2 separate regions of the Mus musculus genome follow, and region 2 is linked to region 1. A link is a loop called in an ENCODE intact Hi-C map of the cell type or tissue named here. Cell type or tissue: heart. All regions are shown on one strand. Links, peaks and the distances in the headings refer to the core of each region. The heading gives the core; the rest is flanking DNA. Region 1 holds the start of Gm30806 (a long non-coding RNA gene). Region 2 overlaps Ppp2r2a (protein phosphatase 2, regulatory subunit B, alpha).

Region 1 (15,747 bases), core at 4,072-12,071:
TTATTTATTTTAGGTTAAGACACTACATGGAAAGTGAATGAATGAAACACTCTTCACTCTTCTGTTTGGAAATGAGCACAAATGATTTTCCCCCTCCAGATCAAAACCTCAAGGCCTGACCCAACCAAAGGCAGGTGAAACGCTCAGGGCTATTCTTAGTGACAGTAACAATAAGCTCACATCCCATTTCTCAAGCCCTCAACTTGAGTATGTGTGTGTACATGTGTGCATGTATATTGATATGTGTATGTGTGTGTCAGTGTGCATGTGTATATGTTTATCTGTGTGTGTGTGTGTGTGCCCCTGTGTGCCTACACTGTTAAATGAAATCTGAAAATAGCCTTGGGATGCAATTTCTGGTGGTTTGAATGAAAATGGCCCCCATAGGCTCACAGAGAGTGGCACTATTGGGAGATATGGCCTTGTTGGAGTAGGTGTGGCCTTGTTGGAGGACATGTGTCACTTTTGTGGGTTTTGAGGTTTCAGATGCTCAAGCCAGGCCAGTGTCTCATTGTCTCTTGCTCCTGTCTGCCATCCAGTTACAGTACTCTTAGCTATCTCTCCAATACCATGTCTGCTTGCATGCTACCATGCTTCCCTCCATGACAATAATAGGCTAAACTTCCGAACTATAAGTCAGCCCCAACTGTTTTCCTTTATAGAGTCGCTGTGGTCAAGGCGTCTCTTCACAACAATAAAACATGAAGACACAATTCAGAGTACCAGACTTTCCTTAGCTGTTTGTGTTTCAACAACTCTCAAAGTGTTGGACCAGGAGCTTCAGGTGTGTCGGGTACTCTACCTACTCTGCCAGGACTCGCGCTGGAGGGGTCCACACCAAGTACCACCGAGTACCTTTATCTGGTACTTCCTATAAAGAGACACACAGGCTTAACCAGAGCTCTGGAGAGACTATTGAGGTCCCTGCTTTATGCTGCTCACAACAGCATGTGGGCCTGTTGCATTATGGGTTCTAAGAAAAGGAAACCGAGGCACGGGTTGGGGAGTGATTTGATCAGAGAGCCTAAGGCATCGGGCCAGCATTAGACTTGAGAAGCTGAGATGGAATGCCCCGCCCCCCCCCCCCCCCCAATGATCTCTAGTTTAACATGCGTGCTTCTGTGGACTCCGAGAGATGGGCATTGTTGGATGGTAAGAAGTTCAAGAAAATCAGGAACCAGGAAAAGAGGGGAAGTTGAATCACTCACCCGTTCTCAGTTCACGATCATCCTTGCCACCTGGCCCTACAAAAGCCTGTGCAGAAAGCCCCTCTGGTGGTTCGCCGAGCACAATAGCCATTCAAATTCATGCCCTTATCTCTCACTGCCACGCTGCTTACTGGAAATGGCACCAGCTCCCGGCATCAGAAGCCTGGCATACCTTCATGAGTTCTCATTACAGCATCTCGGCACCCATCCGGCCCTCCAGGAAATTGATGTTACTGGCGGCACTGCTCTGGGGGTTGCCCATTGTGTGGGGCAAGCATCCTGGTGGGAGCACCTGCTGGGAGCACCCTCTTCAAGGAAGGCAGGGCCACAGGGAGCTGAAGGTCAGGACCAAGCTGCGGGTGCTGCTTTGGGGCAGGGGTCGGAACAGTTCAGGGTTGGAGCAAAGAGGAATGTGAAGCCCTCATCTCCTGTCTGCGCCCCATTCCTAGGAGTTCATAGCGACTGTCCCCAGCTGTGCTTAATGTGTGTTCACTGGAACTAGTCAGCAGTTTATTAATTGTTCAATATGGGTGATGTTCTGGGCACCAAGCTATAGGTCAAAGACTCAGAAATGAAAGATTGTATCCACAGCTGTCAGTAGGTTGCATCATGGTCTCCTGTGACATTTGTGATTATGAGTAACTCTTGATTTCTATCTCCTGTCATCTGGTCCTGACTTGTCCTGTGCCAGGTACTCAGAGGACAATCTGTGAAAGTCAGTTCTTCTCCTTCCTATGTGGGTTCTGCTAACCACACTCAGGTTGTCAGGTTTGGTGGCCAGTGCTGCCTGAGTCATCTTGCTAGCCTTAGGTCTGTGGGTTTGGCCAGTTGAAGATACTCAGGCCGTACAAATAGGAAACAGCTACTGAAGCCCAAGTGAGACAGGCCTAAGGCAGAGCCCAGTTTGTGTTTACAGAAAGGAACCCTGTGTTCATGCTCAGATCTAGGCATTGTGAAACAGGCTGGAGAAATCCAGTCTGCTTGAGGGACAGGCATTGCAAGTGGCTGGCCTTGTATGACAAGGAATAGGAACTAGACATCATTAATCCAGATATGAGTCAGTCAATTCTGGAAACCAGTGCTACTGCAAGCAGACAAATGGCTGCAGGACTCAGGCATGAGGGACTCAGGACGCCAAGGACTGGGGCTTTCTTCTCTCACCAGCATCTGAGTTCAGAGTGTCTCAGCATTGAGAAACAGAACCTAGGCAGTAGAGGCCACGATACCACCCTCCTTGATAACTGTGATGGGGAAGAACGTGGTAGTAGAACAGAGATGTCTGCAGTGAAGATAAGAAGAGGTGAGGATTAGAACAGAGCGACAAAAAGGTGTTGGGCCCTCAACCTGTCAACCATTAAAAGCAAACTGTGTTTTCCTCTTCCTCCATCCTGTCTCTGCTTAACGGCTCTATTGTACAGCATGGGGTGAGTCCATGAGGCCAGAAGCTCAGACTGGAAACCATGTGCACACATGTACCCACACACATGCACACACGTACCCACACACATGCACACACATGCATGTGCACACATGTACCCACACACATGCACACACATGCATGTGCACACATGTACCCACACACGTGCACACACATGAATGTGCACACATGCATGTGCACACATGTACCCACACACGTGCACACACATGAATGTGCACACATGCATGTGCACACACACATGCATACTCTCTCTCTCTCAGATGGAATAAATGCATGGCACCTCTTTCTTCATATCATGCCTGTCTGTTTTGCTGCCTTAACCTTTGAGTCACACTCCACTAATCTCTGCGTGGAGACAGGTGGATCATCAGAAATGTTTTGCTCAAGACCAGGTAAACTTGACTATTGTCTACGGAAGCAGACGTGTTTCTCTAGCACACTCTATGCTTTCTCAGCAGTTTAAGCATCTATAGTCCCTGGCCTAATCCAAAGGTCCAGACTAACCCATGATATTTATAGAGCAGCCACTAGATGTTACCAGAGTCGTTGAGGTCAAATCCTGGGCCCTGCCAGTGTTAACCCGGAGATTCCAAATTTTGAGCCAAATTTGAAGCAAGCTTTAATTAAATAATGACCAGGATGGACTTTGGCCAGGACCACTCTCTAGAATTCCCAACGAATGTTGACTAGACATGTGTTCAGGGGCTTTTCATGACAAAACTATCCAGCCACTGTATTTCCTCACACAGCTTTGGTATTTTCCAAGAACTACAACTCCTACATTCCAGGAAGTTGCCTTTTATATGTGGGAGCATTTGCCTGCTTGTATGTAGTGTCTCACGTGCATGCCTGGTGCCAACAGAACTCAGAAGAGAACATCGGATTCCCTGGCACTTACAGAGGGTTGTGAGTCACCACATGGGTGCTGGGAACCGAAACCAGGTCCTCTGCTAGAGCAACAAGCACTCTTAACTGCTGAGCCATCCCTCAGTCCCAGAAGTTTGGATGTGAATAGAAGGTAAGAGGAATGCACAGATAAGCAGTCCTGATCAAGATGTCCTCCTGTTCTCTCACTCTGACCAGACATTGTCTGGGCTCCAGTCTCTCCTGCAAGGTGGCCTGACAAGCTGTCAGAACTGTTAAATCTCGTGACTGGAGCCCGGTTGCCCCTCTGGCTGGCACTAGGCTTCATCTTTCACCTTCTCCCAGAATGAAACTCAGAGGAAATTCCAATTCCTTGGGGCCCATTACCTCAATAGTCTAATAGCCAAAGAGGGGGAGGGGCATAAGAATCTCTAGACCATCTCCATCCCTCACAGGGTGGTTACAAGGAGGGACTCAGTAGCTCCTGAATGGTCCTGCCTATCCATTAACCCACCAAGTGCAAAGCAGTCTAGCTCACATGCAGGAGGAAAAACATCTTTTGAAACCATGCCCACGTATAATGGATAGTTTCCAAGTTTTAGTGCATCTCCCCACAATCAATAAGCGCCAACTGTTCCCATTTTTCAAACAAGCTTGTCTGGTCAGTTCTGGTTAGTTCTAGCTCCCTTTGGGTTGAATCAGCTGACTTCTTCTGGTGTTCTGTTCCCAATATGTGGCTCTGTCTCTTTTCTGTTGTATCCAGGCTACTGCATCCCATGAGGCGATTGTCAAGGGAGGTTTTGAATCCTGCGTCCCACGGAGTAGACTGATTCTGCAGTCATAGCAGCACTTGGCCATGCTGGACTGCTTCCACAGAGGCAAACCTGCTTCACGACATGACAGAATACAGAACTTTGGCTCATGCTCTGCCTGGGTGGGCCAGCCCTAGAAATGCCCATGATTGGAATATCTATTCTTTTTCTTGTTGCTGGAAGAAAGCACCTGACAGAAGGCACGTAAGAGGAGAAGGGTTTATTTTGGTTTATTTTTGTGGGGAGTCAAGGCAGAGTCCACGGTAGCAGGGACCTCCAGAGCAGAAATGGAATGAATGCTGGTGATCAGACGACTTCTCTTTTGACTTCGAATCCATGCCAGGGACTGCAGCCCATGGTGTGGTGCCACCAACGGCTAGGGTAGGGTCTTTGCTTCTATATTAGGATTCTTTGACAGCTCCTCAGATAATCTTTTGAGGAAACACCCTCTCAGGCTTACCTTGAGGTGTGTCTTCTGGGTGACTCTAAGTTTCCTCAAGTTGACAAGATGAAGCATCACACCAAGCACATAAAATATATCATTGTTCCCAAATGAAGTTAGCTTCAATCTCAGGAGGTCATTAGTGGGGCTTCTACACAGAAGGCACCAGCACACAAGGCACAATGAAGAAGGATTCCTCTCCGTCTTGCCTCATTACATGGGGCCTTGGGGAACAAGACTGGGACTGTAGAGTAACAAGATATAAATGAAAGGCAGATTTCAGAAGGAGGAGGAGGAAGAGGAGGAGGAGGAGGAAGAGGAGTTGCTTGAGCTAGAACAGCACTCAAGATAGAGCTACTGCTGGGTGAGTCTCTAACATCAGGTCAGATTTCTAACCAGGAAAGACACAACTGAGAGACAGAAGCCAGATAACAGGTCAACAAAGCAGATAGCAGAGGTCAACATACCACCCTTCTTAATGATGCTCCTGGTCGTTAAGAACGTGTCTGCAGAATACAGGCATGTGATGGTAGGAGCGAAACAGGAGTCAAGGCAATGGCTTTCTAACCTTCTAATCCCAGCCACGGCTGTTGACTGTCAGGCGCCATGCTATTATTGCCTCTGCATCTGGACTAACACTGGAAGCTGCTGTCCACACTTAGGGTGGACCTTCTCCTGTCAATTAATCCAAGCCAGGACACCTCACCAATGTCCCAACAACTTCCTATTGCTCTACTCCAGATCTAGTCAAATTGACAACTAAGCGGGGGTGTGGGGGTGGGGGAAGAACCACAGGAGCACACCAGTGCTTGGAAGCAGCTCTTGGGTGTACTGTTGGAGAACAACTATAGTGTGTTGCCACAGGCATCCACAGCACATCACTGCACAGAAGCAGTACTCTGTAGATGAAGCCAACCTGCTTCCATCGACGTAGACTGGAAATAACTGCCTTCAGTAGGGAATGAGGAAAAGTTTTAATTTGTAATTTACACATCCATCTCAAAGTAGGGGGAGTGGCGTTGAAGTGTGCATCTAACAGCCTGACAGAGCTCACCTGAAAAGGCAGTCACACATGTATTCCAAGAATGTCCTGAGGTAGGTTTACCCATCCCATTCTCTACCTTCCCTTTCTTTCTGGCTTTTGGTGAGACCTTTGTGTGTGATTCCAAACATCTCCAATATTCATTTTTAACTTTCTTATGCTTATTTTTAAAATATTTTAATTATATGTATGGAATCTTTGCCTGCACATATATGTCTATGTATTTTCCCCCTTCCCTTCTCCCTCTCTCTCCTCCCCTCCCTTCCCTTCCTCTCCCCTCCCTTGTCTCCCCTCTCCTGGTCCCTCCACTCCTCTTCTTCCCCTTTCCCTCCTCTCTCCTCCTCCTCTTCCTTTCCTTTCCCCTGCTTTCCCTTTCCCTCCCCCTCCTTCTCCTCCCTTTCCCCTCCCGTCTCCCCTCCTCCCTCTCCTTTCCTTCCCTCATCCTTTGCTCTCCTCTCCCCTCCCCTCCCCCTCTTCCCCTTTCTTCTCTCCTCCCATCCTCCTCCTCTGTACCTTGGCAGCCTTGCTGAGGATACTATTTGTCTTCCTCATGGTGCCTTCCTTTCTTTGTCAAAACTCAGGTGAATGTATTTATGGGGGCCTGTACTGGGCTCTTTTCCTATGGCCTTTTTGTTTCTTTGTCTATTCTTTTTACTAACACCGTACTGTTTTAATTACTGTGGCTTCAGAATAAGTCTTCAAGGTAGTAAGCGGCAATTTCCCAATCTTGTTTTTCTGTCTTAAGTTTGTTATTCTGGGCTTTTTGCTTCTTCATGTCAACTGTTGGGTCAGTTTGTGGCTATTCACAAAATAATCGGCTTTGGAGTCGGGTTATATTGAATCTATTGATACCTTATCCTGAGGGGAAAGTGCACACCTTGGCACTACTGACTCTCCTCGTCCACGTCTCTCCGCTCAGTCCATTCTCTGAGTGCTTTTCTCAGACTTGTGTAGTTGAGCTCACATAGATCTTGTATCTATTTGCTTATATTATTCTTGTTTGGTTTTGAGACAGGGTTTCTCTGTTTAGCCCTGGCTGTCCTGGAACTGGCTTAGCAGATGAGGCTGGCCTTGAACTTGGAGCTCGGCATGCCTCTGCCTCTCAACTGCTAGGATTAAAGGTGTGCGTGCCTTGTCTGACTCTCAGATTTTCTACATTCTACACCACCTTGTCCTCTGAGAACAAAACAGTTCTCATTTTTTCCCTTCCCAGTTGGTATGACTTTTATTTCCTTTCCCTGTCATGTTGCATTATATCATTACATCTGATGCTTAAAGGTGGTGGTGGGAGGGCTACCCTTGCTTTGTTTCCACTTTGATAGAAAAACGTATTAAAAAAAAAGGGTGTGGTGGTGCACACCTTTAATCCCAGCACTTGGGAGGCAGAGGCAGGCAGATCTCTGAGTTCGAGGCCAGCCTGGTCTACAGAGTGAGTTCCAGGACAGCCAGGGCTACACAGAGAAACCCTGTCTCGAAAACAAACAAACAAAGAAAAACGTATTTTCAGTAACAAGATGTCAGTTGTAGGTGTTTTCAGGATTTTTTTTTGAAGTTGATTTTTTTTTTACCAAGTTAAAGAAATGTTCCCCCTTTCCCTCCCTCCTTCCCCCTCTCTCCTCCTCTTTCCCTCCCCCCCTCTCCCTGTCTGTCCCTTCCTCGCTCCCTTCTCTGTGTTTCTTAGCCTTTTACTGTTTCCAAAATTGATTTGGGTTCATAATAGGAGAGGCTATACATGCCTCTGTTTTGTTAATCAAACATCGCAGAGCCTTTTGGTGAATAATTAAAATTCTAAAAAAAAAAAAAAAAGGTTTAGAACTTTCACAGAGAATAGATCTTAGGTTTCTAGTCTGTATCTCTTGGCAACTGGTAGCCCAGGTTGAAGGAAATGTTCAGGGACTCGTTTCAGTATTTAAAAAAAAATGAGAAAATTGTATTCATTAGAAAAAGCTAATCTACTATAAAAACCCACATCAGCAGCTGAATTGTACTAACTAGCAACCATTTCTTACTTTTGACAGGAATTTTGACAACTCAACCAGTATAACTGAGCCAATGTTTATTGAGTATCTGCTTTGTTTCCAGCTCTGTGGAAAGTCCTGGCTTGCCGGGAGCCATGGTCTCAGCCATGTCCTTGTGGATATTTTCTAGCTTACATAAACAATCCTGAAAGGACATTCCTGGTCATAACAGTAAGAATGTTTATGGGAAAAGAGGACACTGTGACCGTTGGTTCTAGAAGCTGAAGATTGCCACCTGACCTTCAGAGAGTCCCTGGGCTCTTCCCCCCTCCCTTGGAGCCTCCTCTTGCTTATGCTTATATTGCCACTCCAGAATAAAGTTTTCAGAGCTTGATCAGTATGATTGACTTGCTCTCATTCTTCGTGTCTCTTATCTTCTTCTTCTTCTTCTCCTTCTTCTTCTTCTTCCTCTTCTTCTTCTTCTTCTTCTTCTTCTTCTTCTTCTTCTTCTTCTTCTTCTTCTTCTTCTTCTTCTCCTCCTCCTCCTCCTCCTCCTCCCCCTCCCCCTCCCCCTCCCCCTCCTTCTCTTCTCCTTCTCCTTCTCCTTCTCCTTCTCCTTCTCCTCCTCCTCCTCCTCCTCCTCCTCCTCTTCCTCCTTCTCCTTTCTCTCTCTCTCTCTCTCTCTCTCTCTCTCTCTCTCTCCCCTGCCCTGGGTCCCCGCAGATTGTCCCTGCAGGCCCGGGGAACTGGCTGACACTGAAGTAATGGTGACCAGCTCACAGGAAAATACAGATTAACCAATAATTGAAAGTTTTTGGATAATTTCTCTCAAAACATGAGGTCTACAGAAGGAAAGCACTAAAATTAGAAAAGGTTATTGGGTTTCTTGAAACTGTAGACTACATCTATTGATTTTCCTATGTTCAGCACATAGCCCAGTGCCCAGCACCTGGCAAGCATCCCAGAGACTTAGGAAATGAAATGTAGTCAACAAATTTCTGGGTGTGAACATCTTGGAAGACACACCATCTCACCCTGGCCTTTTTTTTAGCGACTACGTTTATTATTCCTCTTAGGAAGAAGGCTAAGAACTGAAGTGTACATTTGAGCACATTTTTCAAGAGAGATATTCCATAACTTTTTTTAAAAAATGATTTATTCTCATTATGTTTAGTGTGTGCTCAGGCAGGTGCACAAGTCACTGTGCACATGAGTGCAATGCTCATGGTGGCCAGAGGGGGGCAGGCAGGGGAATCCCCTGAAAATGGGAACTTTCTACAAAGGTGGTTGTGAGCCACAGGGAACAGGTCGTGTTCTGTTCTCTCCAAGGACAGTTACCCACTTTTAACTGTGGAGTCATCTCTCCAGTTGAGAGGATATGGCTTTTAAATGAAACTCTCAGAAGGCTCTAGAACCAGTTCCCTCACCCTGAAAAAAAGAATTCTGTCTTTATTATGGATACACTTCTGTGAGAAATGCTTGATTCGAAAAACAACAAAAAAACAAAAACAAAAAAATCCCTTTATTCAACTACTCCTTGAGTTGTGAACATCAGAAAAATGGGAACACATTCTTTTATATTGAGAGGTGCCATTTGTTCTTCTCAGAAGCTAAAGGATGTGTTGTCTCTCTTCTCAAGAGCTCAAGGGGTCATGGGTACCAAAGGAACCTCAGCTGGGGTGGGGAAGCTTGCAGTAAAGTCTTCCACCATGATTGACAGCTGGCAGCATCACCTGTCTTCAAGTGTTCAGTCTGCTGCTAGCAGAAGGCTGTGGAGGCTCCCTCTGGGGTGAGAACTGTCCCCGACAGTGGCCAGTTTCTGTATGAACTCTGGGAAAGAGTGTTCTAATAGGTTTGTCCATGAAAGGCCTAGACTGAGGAAATGGATAGATCCCACCATCCCAGCCTATTGGCAGGTATGGAGGTCTGAATGAAAATGGCCCCCAGAGGCTCACATGCTTGAATATTTGGTTTCCAGTTGGTGGAACTCTTTGGGAGTGGCCAGGGGTGTGGCCCTGTCAGAGGACTCGTGTGACTGGAGGACGGGCTTTAAGGTTTCAGGTTTGTCTATACCTCCTGCTTGTGGCTCAGGTGTAAGCTCTGAGCTGTCCCTGCCAGCATTCCTACTTGCCACCATAATGGTCTAACTTTCTGGAACTATAATCCTAGTTAAACGCTTTCTTTTTAAGCCCAACTAAATGCTTTCTTTTATAAGTTGCCTTGGTCATGGTGTCTTATCACAGCTGTAGAAAAGTAACTAATAAAGGATGTGGCAGCAGTGACCTCAGTGAGATGCTTTGAGTGGCCGAGCCATCCTGGTCACACTATAATCCACACACCTCCCTCTTTCTCTCCCTTCTCCTTCTCTCCCTCTGTCTCACTGTCCCTCTCCCAGTGTCCCCCCTCTCTCACAGACACACATGCAGAATCACACACACACACACACACAGAGTCACATACACACAGAGAGCACACATAGATACATACTCAGATATGCACACATACATACATGGCCACATAACACACACATATTCAGAAATGCACAGAGACATACACACACTCAGACATGTACACACACAAACACACACACACACACACACACACACACACACACGCATACATACACAGGAATATATAGATACACAGGACACACACAACATGCACACAGACAAGAAGACATACACAGAGACACACATGAACACACACTGATGCACACACACCCATGCACATACACAAGGAGACATACAAATAGACACGTACAAACACGCATCGGTACACACACCGATACAAATGCACAGCAGCGTCTCACACAAAAAAATGAGCACAGTCAAAATCTGACTTGGAGCTCATAACTGACGTTTTAAGGAGAGAAAATGCTAAAGTCCGCACTTTGTGCCTGCGGTGTCAAAATTATGAAAAGAAACAAACTAGGCATTTCCTGCTCTAGTCAGCTGTTGCCTGTGGGCATCTGCGGGAGAAACTTGGATCAGGCCATCTTGCGGTCAGGTAGAGTTCTGCAGTCTTAGCACCGGGAGTTATGGAAATATCCACTAGATGGCACCCCAGTCCAGGCAAATGGTCCCCAGTCTGGCAATGAGCGAGTTCTGTACGCGTGCCAATAACTATCCTGAAGGCAAATTAACACAAGGCCTATTGACTCTCCACCTAGATCCTTCGGTTGCTAAGAGGATCAGTGTGTTCTCTCAGCCACCCCAGAGCTAGTGCTCTCCCTTTCCAAAGCAGGCGGTGAAAACATATGTGTCCCTGCATTGATATAACAGAACTGTATCCCTAAAAGATGTGCCAGCTCGCTAATGACATCACGCACTCAGGGAAGCGGGTTTTGAACCACGGGCAAGGATTCCTGCCACATCAGTGGGGAGAGATAAGTGCGTCTTAGGATAAGAACAGAGACAGTCCAGCTGCTAAATGGCTGCTGGGGCTCGGTCTGTGTCTGAGCCTCTAATGCCTGGCCCTCAGCACCTCCCAGTCCATCCCTGCCAAGCTGTTCTTCCAGCCACACAGGACTTCACGGCATTCAGCCTGTACCAAGGGCACTGGATTTGCCCTCCCTCCAATTCCTTTACAGTAAACGTTGCATTAATTTTAGGCTTAGAGCTGCAGTTCTCAACCTTCCTAAAGCTGGGATGACAACTCTTTAACACAGTTCCTCATGTTGTGGTGACCCTACATAAAATTATTTTGTTGTTACCTCATAACAGTAATTTTGCTAGTCTTATGAATCATAATGTAAGTATCTGTGTTGTCCTGGTCTGAGGTGACCCCTGGGAAAGAGTTGTTCGGGGTTTCCCAGGGGTCGCGACCCACAGATTGAAAAACTAAGCTAAAGAACAAACACCCTAGAGGGCTCTCTTGTCTGCAAGCCTCACAGAGCCGGGTTCCTACTTTTATTATCATCTCATCCTTGGACACTGGGAAACACTAAAAAATGTGTTGAGGTAGTACTCTGGACACAGAGGCTTCTGTGCTGACTGAAGACCAGACAGAGATCCATCCCTGAGTCTCACACTGTGGCAAGAGAGCTGTCCTCTGACTTCTGCATACTTCCTGGGGTGTGTCTGTGCTGCCACACACATGCACAATAAGATAAATAAATTCATGACAACAACAACAGTAACAATAACAACAATGAAACCCAACCCCCCGCGGGGCAGGCCAGACATGGGCAAGCCCAGTCCCAAGGCCAGGCAGGGGCTGCCCCAAATGCATTGGTTTCGCATTTGCTCCAGACTGTCTGAAGAACCTCCTGGCTTTTACAATTTCAGTGAACGGGTCTGCTCATTCACTATATTGGACATTATAAGCGATGGTCATACAATAGTTAGCACCATCTTTCAGAAGAGGACCAGTGGAGGTAAGATATCTCCTCCTGCCCTCCTTCATCCTGCTCTTCTTCCTCTTCCTCTTTTCATCCTTATAATTTTGGAGGTTACGTTCTTCCTCTAGGCCGTAGAGTCTGTGGCCTAGGCCAGCTTTGAATTCATGATCCTCCTGCCTCAGCATCCTGAGTTCAACTCTTGGGAAGTCCTTGTTACTCACACTAGCCATGTGCTCTGTGTAACTTTACCCAAGCTGTTCTCTGTGTGAGCCCTTAAGGAAGGGCCTCCTCCATTCTCCTGCCCGCCCACTTCCTGAGGGCACACTCAAACTCAGTTTCCTCTGAGCTTTGCTTGCTAGGAAACTTTTTTCTACCCACTCTCCCACACCCTAGAGTGGAAGGCGTCTTTCTTCCAGAAGTGGTCTCACTTGTTTGACTTCCTAAGACTGCATTTCAGCTTGTTTCTTGCTTGATCAAAGGCTTTCATCTCTTCTTCATTATCAGAAGAGCAGACTGAGACCGCTAAATCACGGATTTTAAGTCAGAAGGACACCTTAGAATTTTTGTCTCATTGAAACTCAAATTATGGTGATTTCTAGTGTCAGATACAAGAACACATGGCTTGTTCTGGGATCTACCACTTGGGAAAGTGGTTTCATGAATGTCTTAATCAGTTTTCTGTTTCTGTAACAAAATACTCGAGGCTGGGTTCATCACAAAAAAAGAAGAGGTTTATAGTTCATTATTCAAGAGCTAGGGTACCTGGTCATCAGCTTTCTGCTGGGCTCTGGGGAGAACCTCATGGCAGGGCCATCATAATGACAGGAGTATAGAAGAGTCACATAGTTAGACAAAGAGCTAGAGAGGAGGGGGAGGAGGAGGAGGAGGGAGAAGAGAAGAGGACGAAGAAGAGAAAAAAGAGCCAGTTCTGTTCTTTTGATCACAGCTCTGCGAGAACAACATTAATTTCTTCTAAGGGCAAAACCCACAATCATCTAACCACTGTCCACTGTGGTCTACATCTGAAAGGTCTCCCTACCACCTTAGGGAGCAACTTTGTAGAGTGTGTGGGTGTGAGACATGCATGAGTGTGTGTGGGTGTTTGTGTGTGTGTCTGTGCATGTGTATATGTTAGATTGTGTTTGTTTATATGCATGCATGCGTGGGTGAATGTATGTGTATGTGCATGCATGTGTGGGTGAATGTGTGTATGTGTGTTTATGTGCGTGTATGTTTGTATATGTGCATGCATGGGTGAATGCGTATTTGTGTGTGTGTGTGTGTGTGTGTGTGTGTGTGTGTGTGTGTGTGTGTGTAGAAGCTACACTGAACTACAGCTGGATGACATTGAAGCGAGGGCAAGCTGAGGTGCATGGAAGGGTGACAATGGCAGTGTGGCTCTTTTGGAACTCGAGTAGGAAACCACAGAGGGAGTGGAAGGCTAAGAGGATTTGGTGGAGGAAACGGTGGTTTTTTGTCTGCCTGCTTCATCTTAGCAGAGGGAACAGAATCTCCAGAGGATGTGAAGGGAAGGAGGTGGCATCAGGGAAAGAGCAGTTGGGTGTGGGCAGGGAGCTGACAGCTCATGGTTGCAGGAGCAGTTCATGGTTGCACTGAGTGGGAAGCTGACCTTGGCAGACTGGATGTGGCCATCTTGCCAGAGTCTGGTGCAGGAAGCTGGGATACGAGGTTGGAGGGTACGAAGGCTCTGGGATAGGAAACAGGGTTCAGTTATCTCTGTGCAACAGGAGAAGAAGTTATTCCTAAGAGGTGGGACCAGGTGCCTCAGAGGAGCAGATGGGGTCTGGAAGAGTTTAGCAGCGGAAAGGAAATGGATGGAGGGACTGCCAGACAACAGCGTTCGCTCAGCTGCAGAGAGCTGAACTGGGGACAGACACAGACGGACACAGACAGCCGTGACAGTTCAACAGTGCAGAGAAGAGAAGAAAGAGATCAGTGTGAGCTTCTGGGCTTGGAAGCCATCGACGAAGAAGGGCAGGGAGAATAGGCAAGACGAGTGATGGGCACGAAAGCTACCAGGAGCAAGACAGAGCCTTCACAGAAGCAAACTGGGGACGTGCCCACAGCAGCCTCTATGGTGCCGTGGTTGGGTTCCGACGTTAACATAGGTCAGCATTCCTTGCCCCTAGGGCCAACATGGCGTGGTGATGATCTGATAGAGCTCAGCCGTGGACAGACACAAAGACGTTGGTGGTAAGGAGAAAGATGGAAGACACCAGAGGTGAGGGAGGAGCCAGGCCTGCAGAGCACAGGTGAGCTCCAGTTTGGAAGAATCTCAGAATTATTTTTGGGCGAGCGTGTAGTATCTGAGTTGGCCTGACATGCCCTGTAATGAAGCCAAAGAAAATAGTATTTTCTTTGTCTTTCTTTTCCTTTTCTTTTGAGATAGGCTGGACTCAAAATTGTAATGCTCTCTTGCCTCAACTTTTCTAGCACTGAGACAATAGTGCTAGAGACCCTGTTTTCCTTTATAAAAGTTGTATTTATCATTTATTTATGTGTGCATGTGTAAGGGTCTGAGTGTGTGTATCACATATGTGCCAGGACCTGCAGAACACAGAAGGGTTGGATCCCTTGGAACTGGAGTTACAGGCCATTTTGTAAGCTGTCTGATGTGGTTGCTGGGAACTGAACCCCAGCCTTCTGCAAAAGCAACAGGTGCTTCTAGTCTTTGAGTCATTTTTCCAGCACCAATCCACTGTTTTTCATTTCTCTCTGTCTCTGTCTTTGTCTTTGTTTCTGCTTTTATCTCTGTCTGTGTGGCATATGTATATGTATGTATATATATATATATATATATATATATATATATATATATATATATATATATATATATTTGTGTGTGCGTGTGTGTAGGCCAAAAATTAATATTGAGTGTCTTCCTCAGTTGTTCATCTTATTCTTTAAGACAAGGTCTCTCACTGAACCCAGAGCTTACCAATTTGGCTATACTGACTGACCGGGAGCTCCAGGGACTCTCCTGTCAGCACTGGGATAACAAACATAGGCGACTATACCTGCCCTTATACATGGATGCTAAGAACCTGAACTAAGGTTTCTCAGGCTTTTGTGACAGACACTCTAGCATCTGAACTGCATCTCCAAACCCTCTGCGTATTTTTCTTTGACGCAGAGGATCAAACCTAGGATCTCAGGCACGTTGGACAAGAACTCTGCCACTGAGCGAGACACCTGCCCCATGAATATAGTCCTTTAGGGCTCCTGTCATAGGAACAAATACCATCCTGGTGTGGTGTACAGAAGGTCATGTTGATCGTCTCTGTGCAGATGCTGAGAGAGATCAGTGGAATCGAGACAGGGAAGCATTTGTACAGAGTTGGCACTTGGCAGGTGCTCAGTAGACAACGATTTCCTTCTACCACATGTTTAGCATCAGGCTGGGACATGCCCATGCAATTACATGTACTCTGCTTTCCAGTTGGTAAGGGAAGGCAGTGGTCCAGCCCACAGAGAACCGGAGAGAGGCTGGGTTACATCCAATTCTACAGCTCTGTACAGCTGCCCTGGTGACATTTCAAGCTAGATAAGAGGGAGACCCAAGAGACAATAAACATTCATTCTAGAGAGGCCATTAAGGACTCAGAATATCAGAGAGTTGGCGA
Region 2 (15,747 bases), core at 4,295-12,294, 160 kb before region 1:
TTGTAGAACAGGTTCTCTTCATCTTCACATAAGTTTCCAGGCTTGCACTACAAACACTGAACCATCCTGAAAGCCCAGTTGGTGGGTTGTTTGGAAAAGTGGTCTCTTGTAGCCTGGGATACTCTTGAACTCCTCATAACTAGTTTCCTTCGTGAAAGTCCTGCAGTATTTTATGATGACATCAAACAATAATTATTTTATTAATTTTCTAACAATACTTTTTATTGGTTTAGTTTCCCCAGACAAGGATTAGCTAAGTAGCTCAAGTTGGCCTCAAACTTGCTATCCTACCACCTCAGCCTCTTGAATGAATGCTGGAGTTAAAGATAGATGCCTCCATACCTGGCTTTATTTACATACTTCTAATGAGCATGATGACATTGACATTTTTGGTTTTGTTTGCTGGAAGGGTTACTCTAGATCCAACTCTGAAGGAAGACTCAAGTATGCTAAGCAAGAGCTTACCTCTGCTGCTAGGATTATTTATATAAACTCAAAGCCTTCAAAATCAGGGCAGAAAGAAACCAATGAGTAGTGCAGGCCAGTAACCCCCAGTACTTGGGAGGCAGAGGCAAGAGCATCAGGATCAGCCTCTGCTACATGAGAACCTGTCTCAAAAACCAACAACAAAACTCTAAGATATTACAGAGAGGGAATATTTTTAATAATTTCAGATGGAATTCTAATAGTCGTAAACCCAAATTGTATTCTTAAAAGTCAGTAATATATACACTCTTTTGTTGTTGTTGTTGTTTTTTTGTTGTTGTTGTTTTTTTGAGACAGGGTTTCTTTGTGTAGCCCTGGCTGTACTGGAACTCACTTTGTAGACCAGGCTGGCCTCCAACTCAGAAATCCACCTGCCTCTGCCTCTTGAGTGCTGGGATTAAAGGCGCCCAGCTACATATACACTCTTGGGTACAAAGATAACAAATGAGCTGAAAAAGAGAACTGTGTCATGAAAGCTACCAAAATGGGAACACTCTTTAGATTTAAGTAACTAGGGCTGGAGAAATAGTTCAGTGGTTAAGAGCACTGACTGCTCTTCCAGAGGTCCTGAGTTCAATTCCCAGCAACCACATGGTGACTTACAACCATCTGTAATGGGATCTGATGCCCTCTTCTGGTGTGTCTGAAGACAACAACAGTGTACTCATGGGGGGAAAAAAAAGTTAAGTAACTATTCTGTAGTTTATAAAAGCAATAGTAGTGACACCGCAATCAGAATCATTATATTAAATGTGACATATTGCCCAGTACAGAACATTATGTCCTCATAAATATGAAATGTCAAAGACCAAAATACTCTTTTCAAAGAAAAGGAATCTTTCTAAAGATAATAAAAATGTTATTTTACAATCAAGACTGTCTTACTAATCTTAAGAGCATTCTAATATGGTTAGTGGGAAAAAGGAATCCCCCATCCCCACTCACTCACCAACTAACACTCAGCAAATTTTAAACACATAGATTTATAAATTATGCAACAAAAGCAAAGTCTTTAAAAGGCTTCATCAGTTCTTACATCAATTCGAGTTTATAATGGATTCATTCTATGAATACAACATCTCCTTTCTAAACTATTACCATCCAGGCTTGCCCTTTGCAGGTGAAATAATCACTTCTTTGGTGGGTGTGACTGACAGCAGCATTAGTGGCCTATTTTTACCTTGCCTGTTCTTGTCATCTACTTTTCTGAAAGTCCTTCGTGTGGCGTAATAAACAGATAACAGATAGACAAGAATCCCAAACTTTAACAGTTGTTTTAAAACTCAAAGGAAAACATCCGCTTGTGGCCTACAGAAACTGTAATAATTAGCGACAAACACTGCACATCAATGGACCAAATTCTCAGCCCTATCATTTTCTCCGAGCTGTGAGGCAATGCAGTTACTCGCTGGTTTTATAATTTGAAACAAGAATGACTTTTCAAAGAAGTAATTTGAAAGAAACCAACCAGTACAGATATGCAAGATTTCTAAAACTGAAAGTTGAACGTGTGCTAAATACCCGATAAACAAGAGATGGGAAATGTAGTCACAAGTTGAAAACTATGGCCTACCACCCTCTCTGTAAGTACCTTCCTGGAACCCAGTAAAACTAAAAACTAAAAACTAAAGGTAATTTACTAGCTGGTTAGCTAGTAAATTGAGAAAGTCTGACAACCTTAGTTCTTCTATAAAAATGACTCCAAGCACATAATGGACAGATATATAGAACTACAGTGTACCAAGTGAGCATTAAATATATCTATTTCCTATTCATAGCACTAACTGTAATGTTTTTCATTTTCCATGTATAGAGGAACAATGGAAAACTGTAGATATCAAGTATGTTAGGGGGTGGTGCTACATACAAGTGTCAAGAGTCAAAGCCAAGACTCAAATTTAGCAGCCATATGGTTTCAGGGGCAGCATAGGGTTCTGGAAGTCATGAAATGAAGGTTAAAGGAATACAGTCTAGGCATTCAATTTGCTGCTTTCCTTTCACCCCGACAAAGTACCTGTACTCAACAAAGCACCTAGAACCAAACAAGTTTATACCTTAGTAATGGCTGAGCAATAACTAAGCACTTTACACAGCATCCACTACATTAAAGACACCAAGGGTACTGAGTGATCACACATTCTAAATTCCACCTCTGCAAGAAAGATGTGCAATATATTCATAAGGAGTTAATAAATGTTTGAAAATAGAGTAAGAAAACCTAGACACACATTCACAAAACTGCCAAGGAGTAAAGACAAATAGCTCATGGGTCAAATGCCTATCTAGATGGGCTATAGGTGAGAAATACCATCTCAAAAATAAGGTACGGTGAGGTCAGTCTGGTCTACAATAGGAGACCTAGGCTACAGAGTTACACAATTACCCTGTTAAAAATAATAAATAATTCCAGGTGGTGGTGGTACACATCTTTAACCCCAGCACTTTGGAGGAAGAGGCACAAGAATCTATGAATTCAAGGCCACCCTGCTCTATAGAGGGAGTACCAGGACAGCCAGAGGTATACAGAGAAACCCTGCCTCAAAAAACAAACAAATGATAATAGTAATGTCAAAGGAAAAATATAAAACACAAAAATTAATCCTAGCACATAAAGATCAAATAAATGTGTAGAGATGCCTCCTCATGTTGCACTTAGGACTGACTGTAGCTCAGAGGGAGAGCACATTTTTTTATAGCACACAGGACCCATTTCAGCCCCAGAACCAACAAGTAAATGAATACAAATAAAGGGAAGAAGACCTAACTTGGATAAACTGCTGAAGTGTGTCTAGCCATCTGGGTTGGAGGGTCCTGCAAGCTGTACTTCAAAATACAAAGTAAAGGCCAAGCTCATGCTGAGCCATGTCCAGCTGTTATGCATCTTTAATTGTACCCTTAAGTCTCATAAACGGCAAGGGAAGAGAATTCTTAATCCTACTTCTGAGAACTAGTGTTATTTTAGTAACTTGGCAGAGGGTAGGTACTGTGTGATTGAACATCTCAGTATCAAAAGGAAGGTCTCTATCATAAAAGTGCCATCATACCAGTTTTCTAAAAGTTACAAAGCAGTTTAATACTCTAAGGACAATATCCAAAAACTGAAAACAAATTACCAGAACATAGACAGGTAAGAGATAGGAAAGCCATTACTGTATCATTTCTACAGGAACACCAGAATTCATTCATTCATTCTTTCTTTCTTTCTTTCCCCTGGTTTTTCGAGACAGGGTTTCTCTGTGTAGCCCTGGCTGTCCTGGAACTCACACTGTAGACCAGGCTGGCCTCGAACTCAGAAATCCGCATGCCTCTGCCTCCCAAGTGCTGGGATTAAAGGCATGCATCACCACTGCCCTAATACTACCAGAATACTCTTATATACTACTCAACTAAATGAGAAAGAAATCAAAAGGCAGTAATCTGCTGACAGATCACTTAACGTAATGTATAGGCACACAACACTGCAAACGCAACAGGGGTGTGCAGGACTTCAGCACTATGATGGTGAATCTTCAGTGTCAACCTGACCAAAGTCGTTAGCACCTGTCTTAGTAAGGGTTTCTATTCCTGGACAAAAACATCACGACCAAGAAGCAGTTGGGGAGGAAAAGGGTTTATTCAGCTTACACTTCCACATTGCTGTTCATCACTGAAAGAAGAACTGGAACTCAAGCAGGTCAGGGAGCAGGAGCTGATGCAGAGGCCATGGAGGGATGTTCTTTACTGGCTTGCTCAGCCTGCTCTCTTATAGAACCAAGACTACCAGCCCAGAGACGGTCCCACCCACAAGGGGGCCTCCGCCCTTGATCACTAATAGAGAAAATGCCTTACAGCTGGATCTCATGGAAGCATCTCCCCAAGTGAAGCTCCTTTCTCTGTGATAGCTCCAGGCTATGTCAAGTTGACACAAAACTAGCCAATACAGCACCTAAGAAACATACCTCCTCCTCAAGTCTTCTGTTTTGGGAGTGGTTTAGCTGAGGAGGAAGACCCCACTGGTGGCAACCATCTCAGGGGCTGTGGTTTCAAGCTGAATAAAACCAGGGGAGGGGCAATGCAGACTTTGATTCCTGACTGTGGACACAAGATTAATAGCCACTATTGCCTTCCCTGGCATGAGACTATATCACCTCAAACTGTAAGCCAAGCTTTTTATCATCCCTAAGTTGTTTTTTGTCAGCTACAAGAAAACTAATACAAATACACTCTTAACATGTTGACTAAGCAACTTACTTACCCAAGCACTTACTTACCCAAGTAAAACAAAACCTAAGAAACCAGACACCCATATATGAATGTAAGAAGAAGGAATAACTACTGATATAAGCAATAGCAAGCAGGATACAGCTCGAGATGCCTTGGGCTGGGTGAATAAAGCTAAATGCAAATGGCAACAGAAGTTGAAACAAGAGACCACGAGTTGATTACTAGGGTCAGGGATGAGATGCACACTACAGAGGGCCTGAATGTTCTGGAGCAACTCAACTGCTTGGTGTACCAGTTGCAGTAATGACTGTGATTGGTTTTTCTCAAAGCCTATAGCACTGTATAATCAAAAGAGTTATGTTTACCATGTGAAAATAAGTTTGTCACGGAAAGTAATAAAATCCAGACATTGGAATCCTATCCCAGGCATTCTGTAATCCTAATCTGATATATCACTCACTTGTTACCATGCTTTCTGAATTTTTAAAGCCTTCAAGGTATACCTAAGGCATATAGTATTCTGTAAGTATTACCAGTCATTCAAGTTTCACTTTCATAACTTTACATCACTCATGTTTAAAGTAACGGATTCAAATACTCACTATCATCTGCGTCCTTAAAGGGCTACAAGAGAACAAGCTAGCTAGCTGTCCCATCTTCAGGCTGCCAGGCTCTCCCTCTCTTCAGTCCTGAAAAGCTTCCTCCTTCCCGTCACCAATCTCAACAATGCCCTGCAAGTCACTAACCACTAGGGGATGACAAAAGACTAAGGATAGGGTCCCAGCTCTGCTCTACCAATACGTAGTGGTTTCTGTGTTCACGATTGGGTTTGTCTTTCAACAGAGCATATGCCTTGACATATTTAACAGATATTTCAACCTATCTAGCAGGAACAAGAGTATAATGGCTGGAGAAAATACTATTGTTTTATTAGGAAGCGTCTAATTCAGAAAATTAAGGGTGTGAAAGGGCCATACATCTGCAAACACTATTCAATTTTTCCTAGGACCATGGCTTTCTGTTAGAAAACCTGGAGTTCATAAACTACACTGAACTAGCGTCTTCCAAGAACATGACCACAACATTCCATATACCACAGTCTATTTCTCACATGGTTACCCTTGAGGACCATGCAGCCAGAACACGAACCTCGGGAAGACAAACTACACTCAAAGTAGCACAGGCTTCCCTCAGTTTCCTACAGAACAGCCTGCCGCTGCTCACCTGTAAACAGGGACATGCAGACTAACAGGCGACTCACTTCACAAACACTTAACAAAACTGCATAAAGCTGATAGAGGCCCTTCCAGAAACTTTACCCCCAGCTTTAGATTTAAGAAAGGTCACACACATGGTACAGAGTCCTATAGACACCTCATCTAGTGGCACTACTGTTCACACCTCATACTGCGATTGTCACAGATAGGGAAGCAGCTTGGCACATTTTAAATGAACTGGATAGTGCTGTTCCTCAGTTCCCTCGTGCCTTTTCCATTCCAAAACTTTGTCCAGGTTACCCTACTACAGTCTCGTTACTTCCCTTGGCCTATGAGTTCCTCAGACTGCCTTGTCTTTGATGAACTTGAGAGTCCTGGGCAGTAGACAGTGGGAAATCCCTCAATCTGAGACTGTGAAATGCATTTTTTTAAACGGTAGGTAATGCTGCAACTGTGGGTTCCTGGCAGGAAAATCACAAATGTTAGCATACCGTTTATGTCACAGTATTACAGTGGTACATCCTCCTTGTGGTTAGAGTGGAAATGTCCATGATTTACTGATGACATAGTCCATTCTCTATTCATCTAAGGTTTTTCCTATAGAAAGTTACTCCTAGGCCCCCACATTGTGCTTAGGAAGGTGCAGCCTAAATTCAAGGGGATTGGAGGAAGCTTAAAGCTCTTTGTTAAAATTTAAATATAATTTCAATCTATTTCAATTATTCAACATTTAGCCATTAAAAGCCTTCAGGGTTGGCTTTGGATCCTTTTGGCATGCTTTCACCATTCATATCTCCTCATACTTTATAAAGAAAAGGAGGAGGAGGAGGAGGAGGAGGAGGAGGAGGAGGAGGAAGAGGAGGAGGAGACGGAGACGAAGACGAAGACGAAGAAGGGCAATGCTAGCACATAAGAGAATAAAGTGGGAGCTGTAACTCAGTTACTAGGCAGCTTGCTTAGCATGTATGAAACCCTGGATTTGATATCCAACACCACATAAAGCAAACATGAAGAAGACATCTGACCTCAACCAGTGGTCTCCCCAAGCATGGACATTTACACACACTTACACACACACACACACACACACACACACAGTTTTATTCAAATCATTAGCACAAAATTAACATTTCATTTTATAGGTGCATTTTTAAATAACTGAATTTACACAAGTTCTGCAAAGAGGAATAAACAAAGAATAAAAGGATGAACCACAATCAAAGCTATAACCAATGGACCTCAGACCATTTGACCACGGCTAACACTTTTGTCCTGGAACAAACTGCTCGGTAGTTAGCTAGGCTCTGAAGCTTAGGCGGGTCAGTGTCAGCTCGTTCACATGTTTAATTAGGCACAAGCCTATACCTTAGCTCATCATCTTGTTAATCTTCCTGTACTTGTTCTTTCCAGATGTGGAGAGATGGATTGAGGAGAGCAGGTAAACACGTTATCTGTCTCTCTGTACATTTCACAAGGTCCATTCAAGACTCAGAGATTGGTACATACTTATATTCCAATTAAAAGGCACGATCCATTTTCACCATCTTTTCTTTGACCCCACAAAGCTACTTAGATATGACTAACACAAATTTTTTCAGAAAGACTCATTCAGAAATATATAAGGGAATGCTCAGACTGGGGTGAAACTTAGCACTTGTGAGGCTAACACACGAAGGGGAGGTTAATACGTTCACAAAGCAGTAACTTCTTACTTAAAAGGGATGGCTATCTTCAGGTTCTTTCCCTGAAGAACTTTAGGAGGCTCTTTTTAGACTGTTGTCCTCTAGAGGGAGCTCAAAGTCCTCAATAGTTTTCCCAAGGTCAAGCCACTAAACCCACACAGATCTGATTGTTGGAGAAACAGCCACTGTGCCATGCAAAGCAGGTCCAACTTAATGCTGTCCTTTGGAAACCTCTTCCCTTCAAAACTAAACCCCTGACAAACAGGCCACACCATTTCTTTCTTCCCTCCACTTCATAGCCGCCCCACTTGGCACTGACTAGACCATTCATCCCTCTTACCTGAGAGGCAGAGGGCAGACAGTGGTGGTAAGCACCTGGAGGCAAATGTCTTCGACTCTTGACTCTCTGTTGCGTCCAGAGAAGCCTGAGTCAGTGCGTTCCCACTGTCTTCACATCAGGACATGGACAGAATGAGATGGTTGGCATTCTTTTTTAAGATAAAGCTGCTTTTGTCTTCCTAGGTTCACTCGGGAAACCACTCATGTACGATACCTCAGGACCACATTAGTGCAGCACAGGCACAGAAAACAAACCAAAAGTGTGACTGTCATTTTCCTACCTGGCCATTCATTATCTTATGCCTAGAGGAGGAAGCTTAGCCTAGCTCTTAGAGACTCCTTAACCCCAGCATTAAGGAGACAAAGACAGGCAGGCAAACATGGACAACCTGCTACTACCTAGAGGTGTCCTAGCCCAGTCAGGGCTACACAGTGAGACCCTTTATAAACAGCAAAATAAAACAAAATATTAATTGTCCCTAGGGTGTTATGGTCAATATAGCCTTGGCCTTTGTTTTCCAAACACTCTACTTTAGTTCACTGAAATCTGAGCCTACAGCCCAAACAAGTAACAGTATCACAACTGCCTTGCTCTGTTGCTTCTTCACACACACACAGAGCCTGGGCCTGTGTCACATAGCAAACCCCAAGCCAGCAAGGGCTACTGAGTGAGACCCAGTCTGAAATCACCAGTAATACTGATGGTGGTGATACAAACATTTCTTCTGGTGTGTATGCAAACAAACCACACTTCACATCTATGGGTATCTTAGTCACCAACCAAGGATGTTTCTACTTTCACTTTTGAGATAGGGTCTTAGGGTGTGGTCCTGGCTGGCCTGAAACTATGTGGACCAGACTGGCAGCAAACACAAGATACTTGCCTGCCTCTGTCTTTGCTGGAACTAAAAAGCCCATGTGCCACCACATCTGGCAGATTTTATATTTTTAAATGGTTGAAAACTAAAATATTCCACGGCACTAAAAACACACAGAAGTGTAGCTATAGAGGTTTTTAATTTTGAAATTAAAAAAACAAAAGAAAGGTCTTTCAAGGCTGAAGAGATGCCTCTAAGGACCCACAACCATGCACAACTCCAGTTCCAAAGGATCCAACACTCATTTCTAATTTCCAGACACCTGAATGAATGTGACGCATATATATACATTTAGCAGACACATAAAATATTTTTTCCCACCGAGCAGAGGTGGTGAATGTCTTTAATTCCAGCACTCGGAAGTAAGGGCAGGTGGATCTCTGAGTCTAAGGCCAACCTGGTCTGCAGAGTGAGTTCCAAGACAACCAGGGCTACACAGAGAAACTCTACCTCAAAAAACAAAACAAAAAAGTTATTTTCAAAGTAATTTCTTTTAAACTCAGAATTGGTTTCTATCGATGTGTGTATTTATAAAAGCTTTACAGACTACAACTGTCATAATCACACTATAAGAATCAGGACACACTGCACTGTCCATTTGTCTTGACAGTCATTCTTAATTCAAATTTGATTTCTCATAGGTTACAAACTCCTAAGAAATTTAGATGAAAAGACTAGAGATTTTTAGATTATGTTAAAAATTTTTTACAGGCTTTATTCTAATATCCAAAACCAGAACACTGAGTTTTAACTAACAACAACCCTGTCAGCTTGTGTCCTGTCAACTGCAACACAGAAGACTGGGAATCGGGAGGAGGGAGAGCAGATAGGAGAGCAAAGCAGAGGTGCTTTAGAAATCCTAGTAAGCAACCCTGTAGTCAGAGCCAGTGCAGTGCAGTGCAGTGCAGTGCCATGCTGTGGTAAGCTGCATGTAATGTACTAGCATTTAATTCCCACCACAAACAGGTACACCTGTTTACATTAATACAAAGACTTAACAGATGAAAAATCTAAGGCCAAGAGGCCAAGAGGTCAGGTATGAACAAATCTTCAAACATGTGCATAAAATAAAGATAAATATCAAGAAAAATAAGTTTAGGTCTTCCCACTGGCTCAGAGGACCTCATCACTAATAGGCAGATATGTGCCTCAGAAGCTCCAGTTAACAGCGTCTAAAGAGCAAATAAACAAAAGAAAGAAAAGCCCGCTGGATAACTAATCCAAAAGATTACACCACTGATTTCCTCACAAACCCTTAATCAAAGGAACACCTCACGTGCCTTTATAGGAACAGCAATTTAAGCATGCCATGGTAGCAACCTACACTCCCAACACTTAAGCTAGGTGGAGGCAGTGGATCAGGAATGCAATGCCATTATTTCCTGCAAAGGATGTTCAAGGCTAGCCTGAGACACTCAAAAGTCAAACAGAAAGGAGAAAGGAAATTACAGTGAATTCTTTCTACTTGGATCTTTTTTAAAATTCTTTTTCCTCTTAATTTTGGTAGGTAAAACATCAGGTAGGCATTTCCTGACCTGGTCTGCAGCCATACTTAAAATTCAATTCCTTGTTTCCATTACACTTCTCAAAGGAAGTTATGTTTCAAATAACTCTGTGAATGTGTTCTTACTAAATAAGGGATGAGAAGAGTCAGAACTGTCCAGCAGCAGAAGAATGCATTCTGAAGGCAGCCCTGCCAGAAACATGGATGGATGGACGGACGGATGGATGGACGGATGGACCAACATACAGAAGAGTAGTAACAAGCTTGTAAAAACAAACCCAGCAGGAGAAAAACAAGAAAAACTATAGTCCATCTGCACATCTCTGAGTGAACTACAATTGAGCAGAATGTTGTATGAGCAGCTAAATGGATCTGGCAGGAGTTTACAGAAAGCACTCAAAGTCATATGGCATTTCAAGGTGATTTCCTTCTGGGGCAGGTAAAGAAAACCAGGGTTGCAGGCTAAGCGCCTTGAGGCTTTCCTATCCTTGGCAGCTGAGCAGGAACCACATGAAGAGATGACTGGGTTGGGGGCTGCTGGTGAGGTGGGATGTTTTTCCAGAAGCCAAGCAGACAGTGTTTTGGAAAAGCAGTAGCCATAAACTGCATTTAAAAGAACTTAAAAATATATGAGCAATGGGGGCTGAAATTTAATTTTAGGCTTGATGACATGGAGATTTTCTGTGTAACTCCACTGGACTAATGTCTTCAAAATAAAAACAATTGTTTCCGATGGCCTTATTTCTGGGGGCTGTCAGGTGAAAGGATGCTCCAGAGGGAAACTATGTAAGTGCCAACTACAGACTCACTCCCATGGCTGCTGTCAGACATCATTTTTCCTGGATGCTGACCTGAGATACCAGTTCTCTGCCACATGGATTCCAGAAAAGTTCACAATCATGGTAGCTGGTCATGAAAATGAAAGAAAATGAAAGGGAACAGCACAGACCTTTGGGTAGCCTCATCTGTAAGTGTATGTCATCACTTCTGTCATGCTTGTACTAGTCAGTTGTTAGGTGTGTCATTCAAGGGAGAAACTTATACAAAGAGCAGAGCAGCAGAGGGCAGTGTCCATTGGAGCCATGTTAGAGGGTGCCCACTATAGTTCCTTGGTCAGCACAGAAAAACAGTTAAGAACTTCATGGCCACGAGGTAACTTGACTACAAGCTAAAGAGAGAAGCCTAGAGCAGTTTCATCTTTGAGCTTCAACAGCCCTAGCTGCCTCCCTGCCTCACCCAACTCCTGTGTGCACAGGCCTGTGTATCTGTTGCTGTTATTTAAGAGGACCTAACACAGGGCCTTGCAGGACCTCACAGGACCTATGAGGCAGACACTCTACCATTTAGTTACTACAGTCCCAGATCTCAAGCTACTGGATTTTTAATCCCTGCTTCAAAATACAAAATACTCATTAATCTAACCACCTATAGACCACTATCATTTCCACCTAGGCCAATCAATACCGGTCCCTTCTCCTACTCTTCAGGGGGCTCTCAACCCTGTAAACAAACACTAAAGCAGTCAACAATGTCATCTTTCCCAGCTACTACTGTGTACCTGCCAAGTGCGTCTCACGGCTTAGTTGGGGCACTCCTCCAGGGTTTCCAAGGATACTGAACTCTCCCTATTATGCTGTTGGACACTTCAGAGTGTTTAACACGTGGGTTTAGATCATCATTCACTACCACAAGTCAATAGTGCTAAGGTACTTTGCACATTCTTTCAAAGCCTGTTTTGATAAAAAGTGATAGGAAATCTGTATTAGTTTTCCTACCTAGTCTAATTCTACTCTTGAACAAAACAATGTTGTTTTCACCCACATCAGTAATTCCCAGGATATTTTCTTCTATGGTAATTTTACTAACTGCTGAATTCTAAATGTCACCAAACTCAATTCAAAACACAAGTTTAGGCCAGGTGTGGTAGCAGACATATATAACCGTAGTATCAGTGGTCTAAGGGAGGAGAATTACAAGTCACAAGCAGCCTAGAACATATAAACTGTCACAAAAACTCCACAAAGCAATTTAAACTCAGCTTATTATTATTTTCTGAGACAGAGTTTTACTATTTGGCCCTGGCTGGCCCGGTACTCACTATTTTAATCATACAACCAACAGTAGCCTTGAACTTTGCAGAAATCCTACTGTCTCTACCTCTTAGGTGCTAAGTTTTATTGCTGTTTTTTAATTAAAAAAAAAAATGTGAGCCAGAGCTACAGAGAAACTGTGTGTGTGTGTTTGTGTGTGTGTGTGTGTGTTGCTTACATGTAGGTTTGTATACCACACACATGCAGTTACTTTTAGAGGCCAGAAAGGAGCATCAGTGTTCTTAACCACTGAGCCGTACACTAGCCCCTGTAGCTGAATTCTAACATTTTGAATTACAAAACTCAATAAGCTCAATCACTCTTCAACAATATATCTACAGTCAGAAAGGAGGCAGAGACACAGCTGCTCAGCAGGGTGCATAAATCATCCACTGCTGAACAGAGGTCTATGCTCAATGATAGGCATACCTCGTACTGTGCAATGTGAAAATACTTAATGACAGACAAATCTTAAATTACCAAATGTATTCTAGCTCACAAAACATTTAATTAGGGTTAAATAACTAAAAGGCTTCCCTACATACAGGATACATTTTACCTCCAGCCCCACCTTCCTAAAGATAGGCATTCTATTTTCTGAGAATAGAGATTAAGAATCCCTGGTGAGGGCCAGGTGTAGTAGAACACGCCTTTAACCCCAGCCCTCTGGGAGGCAGAAGCAGACAGATCTCTGAGTTGAGGCCACCCTAGTCTTTTAGAGAAAGTTCCAGAATACCCAGGACTACACAGTGAAACCCTGTCTCAAAAACAAACAAACAAAACCTAATATGTATTTTGCTATAAGATTGCTATCTCACATAAAAAACCTACAAGCAAATACAGGCTACTTTACTGGCTTCCCATCACCAAAGATGCAGATTCTATATTTACAGTCTAACAAAAGATAGCACAGGGACACTTGAGGCATTTCTAGGGAAGAAAACACAGACTAAGAAGGTAAAGGGAGACCCCTGCGGAGCTGGATCTCACTGAAGTATCAGAATAAACTGCTATGTAAGCTTTGTGAAGGGCACTTCAATTTACTTGGAAAAGAAGGTAGAGGATCGGAGAATAAATTCCTATGCAGCTGTGCTGCTGGCTGCCTGAGTTCTGTAAACTTGACTGAAACCTAGAGCTATTTGGGAAAAGGGAACATGACTCTTGTCATCTATGAAGTTTACTCTTGACAACCGCACACAACACAGATCTCAGTCTGTAGTGAGGCCCCATTCTTTAGCTATGAGCCCTGAGTGCTGTAGACTGGACATAGCTGGCTAGCTTCAGGGTTAGTGTGGGGCACAGCCTGACCTGGCTTGTTAACTTCTCCCTGTGTTCTGGAAGACACTGCTTTTGTTGTTGCTGCTTATGATGCAGTTGAAGGGCTGAAGATCTTGGTGCTATCCTTGCTGCGTTTCTCCCTTTCTCAGTGGTATGCTTTTGTTATGCTCTGTAACTGAGATGGTGGTGCAAGGTGAACCTTCTCAAACTGTAACTTCCTCTCTTTTCTTGTCTCTAACATTTGTGCTTTCTGGAGATCCTCTAACATGGTTATTGGGACTCTGGACTGATCTGATTCCCCCTTGTCTCCCTTTTTTGTTCTAATTTTTTAGAGAATTCTTATAACTCTTACTCAGAACTATTAATTCCTGTAACTGTTTCTGCTTCTGACAGTAGTATGAATGTTATTAAACCCTAATTCAAACTAAAAAATATTTGTATTATGTGAAATAACTAAAAGGAATTTGACCGTGAACTTGAATGTGCTGAGATGAGTCCTTTACCAGTAATCCCTGTTGAATAATCTGGTCTGAGTATGCATGAAATAATATTATACCCTACAAGCAAGAGAAGATCACTATGAATATAGCTGCTACCACAGTTAGGGTTTCTATTGCTGTGATAAAATACCTGACTGATTTGTGAAAAACAGTTGTGTTACATGTATTGTACAAATATGAAAACAGAAGCAAATACTTTAGAAGTCAGAGCAGCATTTCAAGGTAAGGCTAGGTCAAAATCAAAAATGTATTCATTTCAAAATATGTTCAAAAAGAAAACCAACCAAAACTAAATCGAAGATTAAATACTTTGAGAGAGAGACCCTGGTCAGAGACAGTTCCTACTCAACACAGCAACGGAAGATCACCAAGGGCAGGTGAAGCACAAGCATGTGAGCCAGGCATCATGGATGGCTCACACTTAGAATCTCAGAACTGAAGGCTGAGGAAGGAAGACTGCCAAAAATCCACCACAACCTGGGCTAAAATTAGCCCCAGGCTACCCTGGGCTACAGGAATATTCTGACTTAACTATAATAAACAATCTGATCATAAAAGCAACTCTATTTAGACTCAGTGTCTCAAAAACAAGGAAGTAAACAAAAAAAGACATGGAAATAAGAGGGTGGACTCCCTGGGAAGGAAGGGTTTGACAGAATGGGATGAGAGGGAGACAGGAAGGATAAATGACAAAGATACTTCATATATTCACATGAAATTGTGAAAGGATAATTAAAATTAAATAAAGAGTAAGATTTTGTTAAAATTCATTCTCACATTGGGACACAATCTAGCATAAACAACCCTGACTAAAATAGCAAGATATAACTTTAACTAAACTTGAGTTTAATCTAGAAATGGCTGTATACGACGATGCTCACTGCTCTTTAAAAGCCGGTAAAAATCTCCCTAACCCCAAGTTGGCCCACTGTGTTTAATACCTGAAAAGAAGTCCCTGACAATGTTTATTTCTACAACAATTTCAGCACAATGGACTCACTCAGAAACAAAGTAAAGAATTGTTATTTTTGTAATTGAACCCTCTTTCACTGGAAAAACAAAACAAAGCAAAACCCAAGCCTATGCTGTCTCTCTGGCAGCAAGCAACTGCACTGGTGCCCCTGCAATGTTCCAATTGCACAAATGAAGAATCAAAGGCTGATTCTCACCCCCACAACACAAGCATATCCACACAAAGACTCTGAATTTAAAAGGGGGGGATGTAAAATGCTCACTGGCAATACGATTTGTTTTCTAAGTTCCTCAAACATCTCTAGAATTTCCTAAGGACACTGAATATATTCATCAGTCTAGACAACGTTCTGGCAAAGTGAGATAATATTACACGTATTTCTTTCCTGAGGAATACAGAAAAGAGACCATGTACCATTTATACTATTATCTTCTTGGATAGCAAGGGAAATTTCAGGCAAGGCCTTTTTTTTTTTTTTTTTTTTTTTTTGAGCTGCAGCAACTAGGGTCAATACCCCCCAACTTCTACCTCCCAATCTCTGCTTAGAGCAAACTGTTCCTCAAAAAAGATGACCACATTTGAACTTTTGTTACTAAA

The links. A loop is a pair of places that touch in the nucleus more often than their neighbours do. Peaks named below come from ENCODE experiments on the same cell type or tissue, not always from the same donor. Only the 100,000 strongest peaks of a DNase experiment are listed, where the experiment ranks them.
Region 2: it touches region 1 in a loop (7-fold over the local background); 4 of 42 quality-filtered maps call a loop at or near these places.

What each region holds. Positions count from the first base shown.
Region 1 is chr14:67,201,101-67,216,847 of GRCm38, forward strand. Gm30806 (a long non-coding RNA gene) reads left to right here and starts at 426. Exons shown (of 4, transcript XR_001781308.1): 1 at 426-784; 2 at 3,509-3,664; 3 at 4,274-5,859; 4 at 7,889-8,003. In heart, for the core only: a CTCF peak has its summit at 9,005 (motif pointing right); a DNase peak (open chromatin) is centred at 10,941.
Region 2 is chr14:67,039,309-67,055,055 of GRCm38, forward strand. The region is part of intron 2 of Ppp2r2a (protein phosphatase 2, regulatory subunit B, alpha); the gene reads right to left. Among named protein-coding and RNA genes, the nearest start is that of Ppp2r2a, 25 kb to the right of the region's middle. In heart, for the core only: CTCF peaks have their summits at 5,442, 7,690 (motif pointing right) and 11,362 (motif pointing right); no DNase peak of the experiment used is centred there; H3K27ac peaks cover 285 bases.